Linked DNA regions of Homo sapiens: region 2 is linked to region 1. The links are chromatin loops, found by intact Hi-C in ENCODE. Cell type or tissue: B cell. All regions are shown on one strand. Links, peaks and the distances in the headings refer to the core of each region. The heading gives the core; the rest is flanking DNA.

The links. A loop is a pair of places that touch in the nucleus more often than their neighbours do. Peaks named below come from ENCODE experiments on the same cell type or tissue, not always from the same donor. Only the 100,000 strongest peaks of a DNase experiment are listed, where the experiment ranks them.
Region 2: a loop joins it to region 1, with 4 times the contacts of the local background. A loop is called at or near these places in 13 of 110 quality-filtered maps.

The regions. Positions count from the first base shown.
Region 1 is chr21:44,009,955-44,016,161 of GRCh38, reverse strand. It overlaps TRAPPC10 (trafficking protein particle complex subunit 10), which reads right to left and starts at 3,853. Exons shown (of 23, transcript NM_003274.5): 1 at 3,602-3,853. The coding sequence starts at 3,668. RefSeq lists enhancers at 2,349-2,398, 2,419-2,478 and silencers at 3,029-3,698, 3,849-4,228. In B cell, for the core only: CTCF peaks have their summits at 3,239 and 3,440 (motif pointing left); DNase peaks (open chromatin) are centred at 2,231, 2,601, 3,561 and 3,911; H3K4me3 peaks cover 3,414 bases; H3K27ac peaks cover 3,717 bases.
Region 2 is chr21:44,302,489-44,308,695 of GRCh38, reverse strand. PFKL (phosphofructokinase, liver type) reads right to left here. Exons shown (of 22, transcript NM_002626.6): 2 at 1,942-2,015. Among named protein-coding and RNA genes, the nearest start is that of PFKL, 5.5 kb to the right of the region's middle. RefSeq lists enhancers at 456-1,109, 1,765-2,418, 2,419-3,073, 3,113-3,912. In B cell, for the core only: CTCF peaks have their summits at 3,365 and 3,564 (motif pointing right); DNase peaks (open chromatin) are centred at 3,575, 5,117 and 5,450; H3K27ac peaks cover 1,266 bases.

The DNA.
Region 1 (6,207 bases), core at 578-5,577:
TGATTAATAAAATATACTACAAGTTTTCCTATTGCTATGATTCGGTCATTCATCACCCAACCCCGTCAAAGCATTAGTTCCACTAACTGTTCAGCTCCCATCCCTGCACATTTCACATACACTCTTCAGTATTTACAAGCTGTAACTAGTTCTGAGTTTAAGAAGGCCCCTACTGTGCTAGTCCCTCTTCACAGGAGCCCGTTAGGCAGGAGGTTTAATTATGGGCTAAAGTCTATTAAAACATTTAGGGCCAGGTGCGGGGGCTCACGCCTGTAATCCCAGCACTTTGGGAGGCCGAGGCGGGCAGGTCACCTGAGGTCAGGAGTTCTAGACCTGCCTGGCCAACAAGGTGAAACTGTGTCTCTATTAAAATACAAAAATTAGGTGGGCATGGTGGTGTACGCCTGTAATCCCAGCTACTTGGGAGGCTGAGGCAGGAGAATCGACTGAACCCGGGAGGCAGAAGTTGCAGTGAGCCGAGATCGCGCCACTGCACTCCAGCCTGGGCAAGAGAACAAGACTCTGTCTCAGACAGAAAAAAAAAAAAAAAATTTGGAGAGCTTCAAAATATTATTAAAATAATTCAGGCCAGGTGAGGTGGGTCATACCTGTAGTGCTGGCTACTTGGCAGGCTAAGGGAGGGGTCACTTGAGCCCAGCAAGGCTGCAGTCGGCTATGACCATGCCACTGCACTCTAGCCTAGGTGACAGAGCGAGACCCCATCTCTAAAAAAATAATAATAATAAAATGAAGTGAAATAATCAGCTAGGTTTTAAAGTAATAATCTATTCTAATTACCCTTAATCTTTGGGAACTTTTCATTCTTCTATCCCTACATATACACAGTTTTTAAATTCACCTGAACCAGTTACATTCTATATTCTTCCCAGAAAGGTCTAAGCAGAATGCATTTTCACTGAAGTAAAATATTATACATTCTATGGAAAAAAAATTCACAACATGCATAAACTCTACTTTCATTTTAAAATGAACAGATCTGAGGTAATACCATTTCAAGTAAGAATTTAAAAGATTTTTGAAAACAAAAATGTTGCCTACTAAGAGAACTATGTACATAATATTAAAAAGTTAAGGGTTAATTAGCCTCTGGGTGGATTTTTTTAAAGCAATTGTTCATACCACCTTCTCCTTTCAAAACATGTATAGCTGAAAGAGAGGAGCAAGATGAAGGCATAAAGTGAAACCAGGCCAAGTGCTTCCTAAAGCTTCAGTCCCAGATATACCACAACATAATTTCAAGTGGGAAGTATGAAGTCAGCTTTTTACCTTCACTTTTAAAGTGATCATTTTTCAAGTTAACTTTGACAGTCTACTGAAGCCCCCTTCTCTTCTGAGACTCCAATGAATGAAAGTTTGCACCTTCTAGGACAGTGTACCATCCATGCAGAGATTAACATTCACTATGTTGCTTGAGGCCAAGGGTGGGGGCTCAAGCCTGTAATCCCAGCACTTCGGGAGGCTGCGCAGGTGGACAACCCAAGGTCAGGAGTTCGAGACCAGCCTCACCAACATGGTGAAACTCTGTCTCTACTGAAAAAAAAAAAAAACAAAAACAAACAAACAAAAAATTAGCCGGGCATGGCAGCATGCGCCTGTAATCCCAGCTACTCGGGAGGCCGAGGAAGGAGAATCGCTTGAACCCGGGAGGCAGAGGTTGCAGTGAGCCAAGATCATGGCCGAGATCATGCCACTGCACTCCAGCCTGGGCGACAGAGAAAGACGCCGTCTCAAAAAAGAAGAAGAAGGAAAAAAAAAAATTCACTCTGCTGCTCAAAACACAGGAAAAAACCCACCACCAAGATGACAATCCAATAAATCTGTAGGAAAGAAAACCGCATCCTTCAGCTGTCCGTGATGCACGCATGTACAAAACTAAACATTAAATATCTCCAACACTGGCAACCAGATAACAAACTTTACCCCTTTAGTTATGGTTGAATCCAATAGAGCTTAGGAACTTTCTCCTCAGAAATGTATTTACATAATGCCTATAAATACATATTGCTATTGAAATGTAAGCAAGCTAGGAGGTAGAAGATAAAATTAGATGTGTGGATGTCCGTACAGGCAATGAATGTGTATCCAGCATTCACAACGTGCACAGCACTTTAGGAGAAAAATGTTCAACCTCTGGAAGACAGTAAAACTTAACATGAACTGCGCATGGCTTCATCTTCCCTGAGCACTGGGAAAGCCCCTGGGAAATTGCAGGGCCTGCAGACCAGCTCTACCCACATCTGCCCTCTGGGGCTGAAGGTGCAGAGTAGGAAAAGACTTTCAGCTGACAAATATTCTGGGGAGGAAAAAAGACAGCTACTGCTGAACTATGCAAGTCTCCAATTTTAAATGAGACACAGTCCACTTCCCTAAGAAAAGTCTATCATCTCGTCTAGGTCTCTGTAGAAAAAAAAGAGAGAGGAGGAGAGGAGAAGAGACAAAATAAAGCAAAAGGAAGGAAAGAAATAAGTCTATCACCTAAAGCTGAAGCAACAAAATTCAACCTTCAATATACAGTTTCTCAGGGATCTAACAGGAAGGAACACAGCAGGTGCACACCCGCTGACAGAGTGAGAGGGAAACAGGAGTTCTCACGACATACAGTCTACTGTGGCCTGGGCACCCAGATTTTGCAACAGAGAGTGCTTCCTTTCCAAGCACGAAAGACAACTAGAAAAAAACTAACTGCATACATGCATGAAAATACAGAATACTGTCAAAGGTCAAAAATCGTAACAGTCTGAAACACCTCTCTGCAAGTCACCTAAAAGCCAACCAACAAACATTTCAATACTTCCCATAAGCTCACTGTTCTTAACCGTATTTAACTCTGGAGAGTCACACTTCTAAAATTTAGGGAACATTTTTCCCGTAACAGAAAAACAGTTCCTTTGTGTATGCATTAAAGGAGGGGTGCGGGGAGGACACGACACCCAAGAGGCACCAGGTGTCCGTAGTGTAGACTCGAGCGGGAGGCTGTTCATGGGGAGCAAGCTCGCCTAAGCGCCCGAGCCTCGGCTTTCTCATCCGTAAAATGGTTTGAGTGCGCGGCGGGGAAGTGTGTAGGAGCGAAAGCAGTCCCGGCGGCTCTGCCTGACGCTTCACCCCGCAACAAACTGTTCCTACTTCGCCAACGCCTGCAACTCTGCGAGCCCCCAAGGACTTCCCCGTAGTCGGGGAAAGGGCGCCCGCGGGCAAAACCGCCCGGCGGAAGAGGCCGGGGCCCCCAGGTCCCGGGCGCGCGGCTCAACGGGGGCGGGACGGGGCGGTGGCAGCCCCCGCTCCTCGCCCTCGACGCCGGCGCGCGCCCAGTCCCGGGCAGAGTCCGCCGGGTTCCACCGGCTCCAACTGCAGCCGGCCCGAGGGCGCCCCCCAGGGGTCAGAGGTCGCCCGGCGGGAAGGTCAGAGGGCGTCCCCGAAAAGTCAGAGGGCCCCGCCTCAGCCGCAGCCCTGGTCACACCTCCAGGAAGCGGCCCAGCCCGGAGCGCGCCGGGGGCTGAAGGTCTGGGGGCGCCGGGTGCATAACGCCAGGGCCCGGGCCCGCCCAACGACCGCCGCGCCCTCCCCGCCTCCGGGCACTCACAGGTGACGATGGGCTTGTTCTCCATGGTGTAGATCACCGGCGGCAGCGGCTCCTCAGAGGCGTCCATGGGCGTCCGGCGTCACCGGCCCGGCCCCCCGCGCCCCATGGGCAGCCCCGAGGCCGCGCCGGGCCCAGCCGGAGCCCGAGCCTGAGCGGCGCCGCCCGCCCGGCCGCGCCAGGCAGCTCCGGAGCCGGTTGCGCCGCAGCTGCCGCCCGCTGCTGCCGGCCTCAGCCACTTCCGGCCTCGGCGCCGCCGCATGACCATTTCCGGGGCGCGCGAGGCTTCACGGGGCGGGTCTTCGCCGCGCTTCGCCTCCGACGGAAGTGCGCCCGGGCCGGCCGCGCGGGACCGGGAGGTGGGAAGTGGGAGGCGGAGCGGGGCTCCCGGGACACGTCCATCTTCCTCCCTCGGCAGTGGGCGCCCCGCTGGGCCCTGCGCCGGAGCTGAGGCCAGGACTCGGCAGGCGGGCCTCGCGCGCGGTGAGCGAGCCTGGACGCTCCCGGACCAGAGACGCCGGCCTCGCTGCCCTCGCGTTCCCCGCAGCTCGGGCGTCCCGCGGCGGGCCGCTGCTCCCCGGCCGGGCTCCTTATCGCGCTGGGGGCTCCCGCAGGCCCTCGCCGCTGAGTGTCCCCGGCGCGTGCCTTCCGCCTACCGCTGGGCTCTTCCCGTTTCCCTCACGCCGCAAATGTTTTTGTGGGGACCTGGCCCTCGGCATTTCGGAATGCCACAAAATAAACCTCACACTTAACTGCATATGGGCTTCTTGTGCACGTAAACGGGGGGGGCGGGGCGCGGGTGTTTCTTTTTCTTTTTTTCTTTGGAGCAGGGTCTTCCTCAGTTGGCTCAGGCTGGAGTGCAGTGGCGGGACACGGCTCACTGCAGCCTCCACCTTCCAGGCTCAAGCGATCCTCCCGCCTTGTTTCCCCCCGCCCCACCCCCTCCGCCAGTAACTGGGACCACGGGGGCAGCCACCACGCCCAGCTAATTTTTTTCTTTTCTTTTCTTTTGTCGGGATCTCACTATGTTTTCCAGGCTGGTTTCAAACTCCTGGGCTCAAGTGATCCTCCAGCCTTGGCCTCCCAAAGTGTTGAGATTACAGGTGTGAGCCATCACTCCCAGCCATAAAATGACAAAAACTGTCAACCAAAAATAATCAAAAGGGTCAGAATCTAGAGTTTAGTCAAATGCGAAGCTTGAGGCGCCCAGGAAACATTATAAAGAATGGAAGTCAGTGTTCTCAAACGTAGAAATTTGGGGTCGTTTCTATAGCCAGCGTCTCGGGAAGCCTAACCGAATTTCAGCGTCTTTTCTGTATAAGGCCTAATGCATAGTTACAACAGTCTGTTTAGTCGAGGTGGTCTTTTTCTTTGGGGACCCACTGAAGATGAAACAGTCCTGGGGTCTCTGTGCTGTCTGGTCTAAGTCAGGTACAGGACAATGGAGACAGCTAATCTGTAACAAAAATCACCAAATGGGAAGGGGGAGACCTGGTCTTTCTTAGTCATTAACAGCAGCAGTCCCCAACCTTTTTGGCACCAGGGACCAGTTTCATAGAATGCAGTTTTTCCACAGACAAAGTTGGGGTGGTTTCAGGACGATTCAAACACATTTCATTTATTGTGCACTTTATTATTTTTATGTTGTAATATGTAATAAAATACAACTTCCCATAATGTGGAATCAGTGGGAGCCCTGAGCTTGTTTTCCTGCAACTGGACGGTCACATCTAGGGATGATGGAAGCCAGGGACACATCATTAGGGATGAGATTCTCATAAGGAGCACGCAACCTAGACCCCTCCAATGTGCAGTTCACAACAGGGTTCACCCTCCTAGGAGAATCCAGCGCTGCTGCTGACCTGACAGGAGGCGGAGCTCAGGCGGTAATGCCAGCGATGGGGAGCAGCTGTAAATACAGATGAAGCTTTGCTCCCTGGCCTGAAGCTCACCTCCTGCTGTGTGGCCTGACCGGTATGTGTCTGTGGCCCTGGCGGTCGGGGAGCCCTGATTTACAGAGCAGCCACAATGAGGAAGACACTTGTGCTCAAGAACAAGGAGGAAGAGCATTAAACTGTAATCGAAGAAGCAGAATTGCAAACTTGCTACTGACTCAGTCTCCAGGGCTTAACTTCACCCTTGGCATCATAAGTTTAGAGAGTCCTGAAGTTTTTTTTAACAAAATGTATATATGAGATAGTTTGGGTGTGAACACAGCTGCTAAATGTGTGAACATAGTGTAGTGTGGTGCACTGTAATGGTGTGAGAGGCAAGAGACCAGACTTCTGGGCAGCTAAAGCAGCAGGCCGGCAAGGCAGGGCACTGGAGGGGAAGAAGCTTAGCAAGAGTGGGGAGCCGAAGTCGATGTAGGGTTCCCTGAAAGTCCTTGGCCTAGGCTGGACTACACGTGTGGGACGACTCTATGGGTTTACCAGGAAGCGGCTGTTACAGAGTTGAGGATGGCACAAAGACTAGAGGTCCAGTAGTGCTACAGGAAAGGACTTTCCGTTTTGTTTTCTTTTCAGACAGTCTTGTTCTGTCACCTAGGCTGGGGTGCAGTGGTTTGATCGTTATCTCAGTGCAGCCTAGAACTTCTGGGCTCAAGTGAT
Region 2 (6,207 bases), core at 651-5,650, 290 kb before region 1:
CAGCTACTCAGGAGGCTGAGGCAGGAAAATTGCTTGAACCTGGGAGGCAGAGGTTGCAGCGAGCCAAGATTGTGCCACTGCGCTCCAGCCTGGGCAACAGAATGAGACTCTGTCTCAAAAAAAAAAAAAAAAAAAATTCCTACCCCCCTAGAATCATCCAGGCTGCCCATGCCCCTTTCCCTGGGAGGAGGGCAGGTCAGCATCTTCGCCCTACCTCTCCATGCCTATTCACAATGAATGCCAGCACCTCTGCCCTATTAATCCGCTTTTCGCAAGTGGATTCTTCCAAGAACCTTCATGGGACGGAGGGGAAGTCTTCCCTGGGCCGCTATATCAGAATGTCTCATCTCAAAATCTGCCTCTTAGATGTGGATGTTTCTGAGCTAAAGCCCACTAGGCAGCAGATTCAGGGAAGCTCTCAGCCTTGCCTCCCTTTGAGAGGAAAGCAGCACACAGCATCCCAAGACTAAGGCTCCTCCTGTTACCGCCTGGACAGGATGTAAATGCCCCTCACAGCCCTCAGGACCCAGAGACAGCCCCAGGACCCGCGCCCACCCACTTCATTCTTTTTCCCATAAACTCACCCTCCTGCATTCCCCCACCTCCGAGGGCCTCACGCTGCGTCCCTGTACCCCTCGGCTTCTCCATGTGCACTGGTCTCTGCTGGGCTCTGCAGAAGCCAGGACTCTAGGCACGGCAAAGTGCCTCTTCTCCCCTTTTCCAGGACACGCCCTGCACCGATGAACCTGTTTTCTGTCTTTTGCCACAGGAGTCTTTCCCAACCACAAATGTGTGGGGGTTCCGGAAAACCCTAATTTCTCCCCTTTGCCACTTAGAAGAAGAAACTGAAGGTCGAGCAGGTGGCAGGAGGGGTTTGTACGGACACAGCCCAGCCTGCCTAGAGAGGCCCCCACACCCAGCTCCCCAGGGCTCTGAGACCTGCTTCCTAATCCAATACTGGCAGGGCCCCAGCCTGGCCACAGGGAGAGGACGGGCCAGCACAGACTGCCCACTCACTCATTCATTCACACAGTCCTGCAGAGGGAGGGCTGGACAGGCTGCTGTTCCCTGGGGCCAAGATGGGGGAACTGAGACCCAGGGCGGTGAGTGGTCAGCAGCGAGCAGTGAGCAGTGAGGGGGGTGGGGCTGAGTGCCTGGGGCTGCAGAGCTGGGGTTGCTACATTTTATATAAACAGCTACATATTACATAAAAAGTGGCAACAAAATAACAAAAGACCTTGTCTTGTGGAATGTGGAAAACCACCTGACAAGGCAAGAATGCAGCCTGTGAGTGCGTGGTGTGGCCCAAGTGTGTGAATGCGCCTGTGTGTGCACATGTGTGAGCGCAAGTGTGGGTGTGTAAATACCCAGGACGGAGGGCGAGCCCCAAATCTCCCACGGGGACTGGGGCTGAGGCAGTAGGGCATCCGCTGCTCCTGCGGGGACACAATGAACATAGACACAGCAGAGCTGCTGCCAGCGGCTGCCCCCCGGGTCTGGGTGGTGAGGCAGGAGGCTGGGGAGGACAAGGGCAGAGGCGGTGAGGTCCCTGGCCCCCACTCACAGAGGCCTCGGGGCGGGACAAGGGCCAGGCTGGGGGACACCAGGCAGGGGTGTGGTGGGTGGGGCCTGGCCCGTCAGCGATCACTGTAGGCAGGGCCTCGACTCCTTGTCCACCCAGCTCCTTCCCTGCCCCCAGGCCCGTGCTCTGCAGCCTCTGAGCCTCCAGCCGGGCTGAGTCCCAAGGCAGTAGGTCTTCTTTCTGCAGATGCCTTTGGCCTGGCCCCAAGCTCCCCCTCACACTCCCCAAGACCACATACCCATCAGCTCCTCCAGGCCAGGACCACCCCGTCTCCCAGTGTGACCCACACAGAACACACCTCGGCATGCGCCTCAGGAGGTCCCCACTCCCTGCACACACACAGCCCACCTTGGCCTTACCTCGTAGATGAGGAAGACTTTGGCACCCACATAAATGCCCATGCGCGTCACAGCCCGGACAGCAGCGTTCATGCCTGTGGAGGTCAGGGCAAACCTGTCAGTCCCACGCTGAGAAGCAAGGCCCTGGACACCCTCCCCATCTCAGAGGACAGGGGGTAGGGGAGGCCTGGACACCCTGTCCATCTCAGAGGGCGGGTGGTGGGGGAAGGCCCTGGTCACCCTCCTCATCTCAAGAGGGCAAGGGTCAGGGAAGGCCCGGACGCCCTCCCCATCTCAGAGGGCAGGGGGTAGGGAAGGCCTGGTCACCCTCCCCATCTCAGGAGGCACCAGGCCAGGAAACTTGAGGACCAGCCCTGGGCCCCCGGGTGGAGGCTCGGGTGAACCCAGCAGGCTCTAGGCTTCAGCTTCCGAGCACCTGGAGTATGGTGCCCAGAGATAAACTGGGAACATCCCATGCAGAGCATGGCAATCAGGCATGTGTGGGTGTCCCGAACTCCACACCCCGCCGCCCCAACCTCTGCCACGGAGCCCCCACACTCACAGGCCACGGGGCCAGGCCTTGACCACAGAGCAGGATAAAAAGTGGGGCAGGTGGAAAAGAGGCCGGCACCTCCCACACCGGCCCCACCCCAGACATTCAGGCTGCGGCGTGGGGATGGAGAAGCCGGGGAGCACCTCTGGGCACTGAGGAAAGCACCTGCTGGAAGGGGCTTGGGCTCCTTCCTCCGCAATGAGATGGGGGACTGAGAACAGAGCCCCTCCGGCCTCAGCCACCCAGGGAACAGCACTGCCCTGCCCCAGGGCCTCAGGGACCCTCACCCCCCAGCCTGGACATGATGCTGGTGCCACCAGGCTCTGAGGTCACTTCCTCTTTCCTGTCCCCTTGCCCTCGGCTCCCAGGACTGCAGTGAAAGAAACAGTCTGTCCCAGCGGGGGCCTTGGCAAAGCCAGTTTCCTGGAGAGGGACATTAACGGGGGAGGCGGCACTCAGGAAACGCTGGTGCTAATGTACCCCACACCTTCTTCCCGAGAGCCCCCATCTCAAAAGATATCCATGACTTCATACAAAAGGGGCAGCCAAGACCACCTAATCTTCAGAGAGGAGGAAACCCACGCCAGCGGCCAGGGTCCCCTTCTGAGTGAGGTCTGGGGCCGTGTAACAGGCCTGAGTTTGTGCTTGCCCCTGGGACCAGCCCTGCTCTTCCTGCCTCCCTCCCAGCACCCATACCATGCCATCCATCCCTAAGCCATGCGGGTCCTCTGTCCCCAAGCCTCGTGCCCCTCAAAAGCCCCTGCCCTCCCACCCCCCTGTACTTGCAGAGGCTGGAGGTGCTGACCTGCTGGGGGCTCCTGCTCAAGCCTCGGCAGCTCCCTTGAACATGGAGACCCCCACGAGAGGACTCTCGACCTCTACCCTGGTTACACATGCTTCTCATCCGCTCTCCAGCTTGGCGTGGGGCTCAGCAGCAGGGAGCAGGTGTGAGGTGAGGTGCCACGCCTTGAGAAACCCCAGGGATCGGCACACTGTTCTCACGTAGCAGCCAGAGTATCTGCCACCATCCCCACACTACAGGAATCCAATGAGATCCCAGAGGGAGGGTGAGGGACCTTCCAGAGCCCAGCAGGTGGCAGCAGAGCCAGGACTCACCCAGACCCACCCTCAGGTTCAGTAGGTGGCCCTCTCCCCACCCAGCAGCCAGGGGATCCAACAGGGGGGCCAGAGCCAAGCCCGGCAGCCATCCAGAAGAAGGGGCACAGACGTTAGAATGGGCAGAGCACAGAGCGTGCAGGGAGCTGGAGCTGCCCACACTGGCAGCTTCTCCACTTGAGCAAGCAACGCCGTCTCTAAAGGAACAGTGCCTCCCTCACATCCCCACATAGATGGGAGCACGGCTGCTACAGCTGAAACTGGGGCGGGAACCCAGCAAGCATCCCACACACACCCAGAAAGCCAAGCCCCCCAGACAGACAGACAAGCTCCCCCAGAAAGACAGCCGAGCCCCCCAGACAGCCGAGCCCCCCGCAGACAGCCAAGCCCCCCGAGACAGACAGCCGAGCCCCCCCCAGACAGCTGAGCCACCCCAAGCACCCGACAACCAAAAACAGTCAGCAGAGCCAAGTCCTGCTGCCTGAGGCTGGGCGTCCAAGGTGGTGCTGTGAGTGCAGCGCCCTGTCCCCCACCCTCACTGGAGTTGGGGGCAGTGAGGGAGATCCACTCAGCCACAGCTGGCCGAAGCTAAGCCTCCGTCCCTCCCTCGCCCTCCCTGCAGACCTGGTCCCACCACAGGTCCAAGCCCACCTCTGGCAGGCAGCAGCTGAGGCAGGGCAAGGAGAGGGCAGGAGCAGCGCACCCAGGCCACCGTCCAACCACAGGGCCTCTCTGGTCTCCCCAGCTCCAGGCGGAGTCAATGTGCCACTGGGCGGGTCAGCCCAGGGTCACAGCCATCTCAGCAGGGGGCCTGGTGGGCTTGTCAGGGGACCTGGGAACGGCAAAGGGGCCCCAGGATCAGGGGTCAGCAAGGGTACCCCTCACTTCCAAATGTCTTCAGGGTGCTCTGCAAAATAAAACCTGCTTTGACGCCCGGAGACAATGAAGCTGCCAAAACCCAGCTTTGTGCTGAGCCCTTGGGAGGAGAACAAAGTGGCCATGTCACATGGCCACTTTGTTGTTGGGACTGGATTTTAGAACGGGACTGGAAAGGGACACGTTCTGGATTTTAGAACGGGACTGGCTGCGGCCTGAAGGAGGAAATTTTCTCTGTTAACCTCATTGGAAGCTGTAATCTTCAAAAGACCTTTTTAATGGCCCTTTAATCGGCTTTTCTTTCTCAAAATAAACCTCGGGCAGCAGTCGCCGACACCGCAGTCAGAGGGCAGGCAGGACAGTGGGCCTGCCGCTGCCTACCAGCAGGTGATAGCCACCCCTGCCCAGGAAAAAAGGCTGGAACAAAATCAATGTCTGAGGTTGGTGCGCTGGTTCCCAGTGACCTTTCCTCACCATTAGCTCCCAGGCAAGAAAGCAGTGAGCATGAAATGGTCACAAAGTTTAATGATCAGCTAAGGATGTAAGCATGAGCCTGAAGGCTCCAAACAGGAGGCCATGTCAGGGAGGCGTGGCGGGCCAGGAAGCTAAGTCCTCACCTGCGATAACAGGAAACCAACGTCCAAACACACCAGCCAGGGAAAGGCAGGGCACGGTGTCCTGCAGGGGCAGGGAGGGGGCACTAGACAAAGGGCCCAGAGAATTAAAAGTGCCCAGGCCAGGGCGAGATGAAGGTAGGCATAGGCAGGCCGGGCCATTTTTTTTTTTTTTTTTTTTTTGGTCAAGTCTGTTTTTTTTTTTTGAGACAGAGTCTCGTTCTGTCACCCAGGCTGGAGTGCAGTGGCGGGATCTTGGCTCACTGCAACCTCTGCCTCCCCGGTTCAAGCGATTCTCCTGCCTCTGCCTCCCGAGTAGCTGGGACTACAGGCATGTACCACCACGCCTGGCTGATTTTTGGGGTTTTTTCTTGTTTGTTTTTTGCAACAGAGTCTCGCTCTGTCGCCCAGGCTAGAGTGCCGTGGCTCGATCTCGGCTCACTGCAACCTGCACCTCCTGGTTCAAGCGATTCTCCTGCCTCAGCCTCCTGAGTAGCTGGGATTACAGATGCGCACCACCATGCCCAGCTAATTTTTTGTATTTTTAGTAGAGACGAGGTTTCACCATGTTAGCCAGGATGGTCTTGAACTCCTAACCTCAGGTGATCCACCAGCCTCAGCCTCCCAAAGTGCTGGAATTACAGGCGTGAGCCACCGCGCCCGGCCTGTTTCAAGTCTTCTAGCTACCTTTGCACAGGTTATTGTGCAAATAGATATCCTTGAACAACGCCCTCCCCTGCTCAACAGCACCAACCCCTGGCCAACAGGAAAGGCGTGACCCAGAGCCACACAGGACAGGACTTGTGGGCTGGCTGGAAGGAACTTGCAAGGTGGCCTGTCTTGTCCCCAACCCCCTTTCACAGAAGGGGAAATCAAGGCCCGAGAAGTCCCAGGACTGGGCAACACTGGCAGGATGGTGAGGCTGGCTGTTCCATACATCCAACAAACGCAGACTTCAGCATTGGGGCAGAAAGTGCCTCCCAGTCCCCACTCTCCTGCTGCCCGGCTGACATAGAGGGCAAAGAGAAGGGCACACTATGCCACAGGCTTCCCCTCGGCCAGGGTCAGCCTTTCTAGGAAGGCAGTGGGGCCCCGAGAAGGAAAACAGAGCACCCACCATGGGGAGCC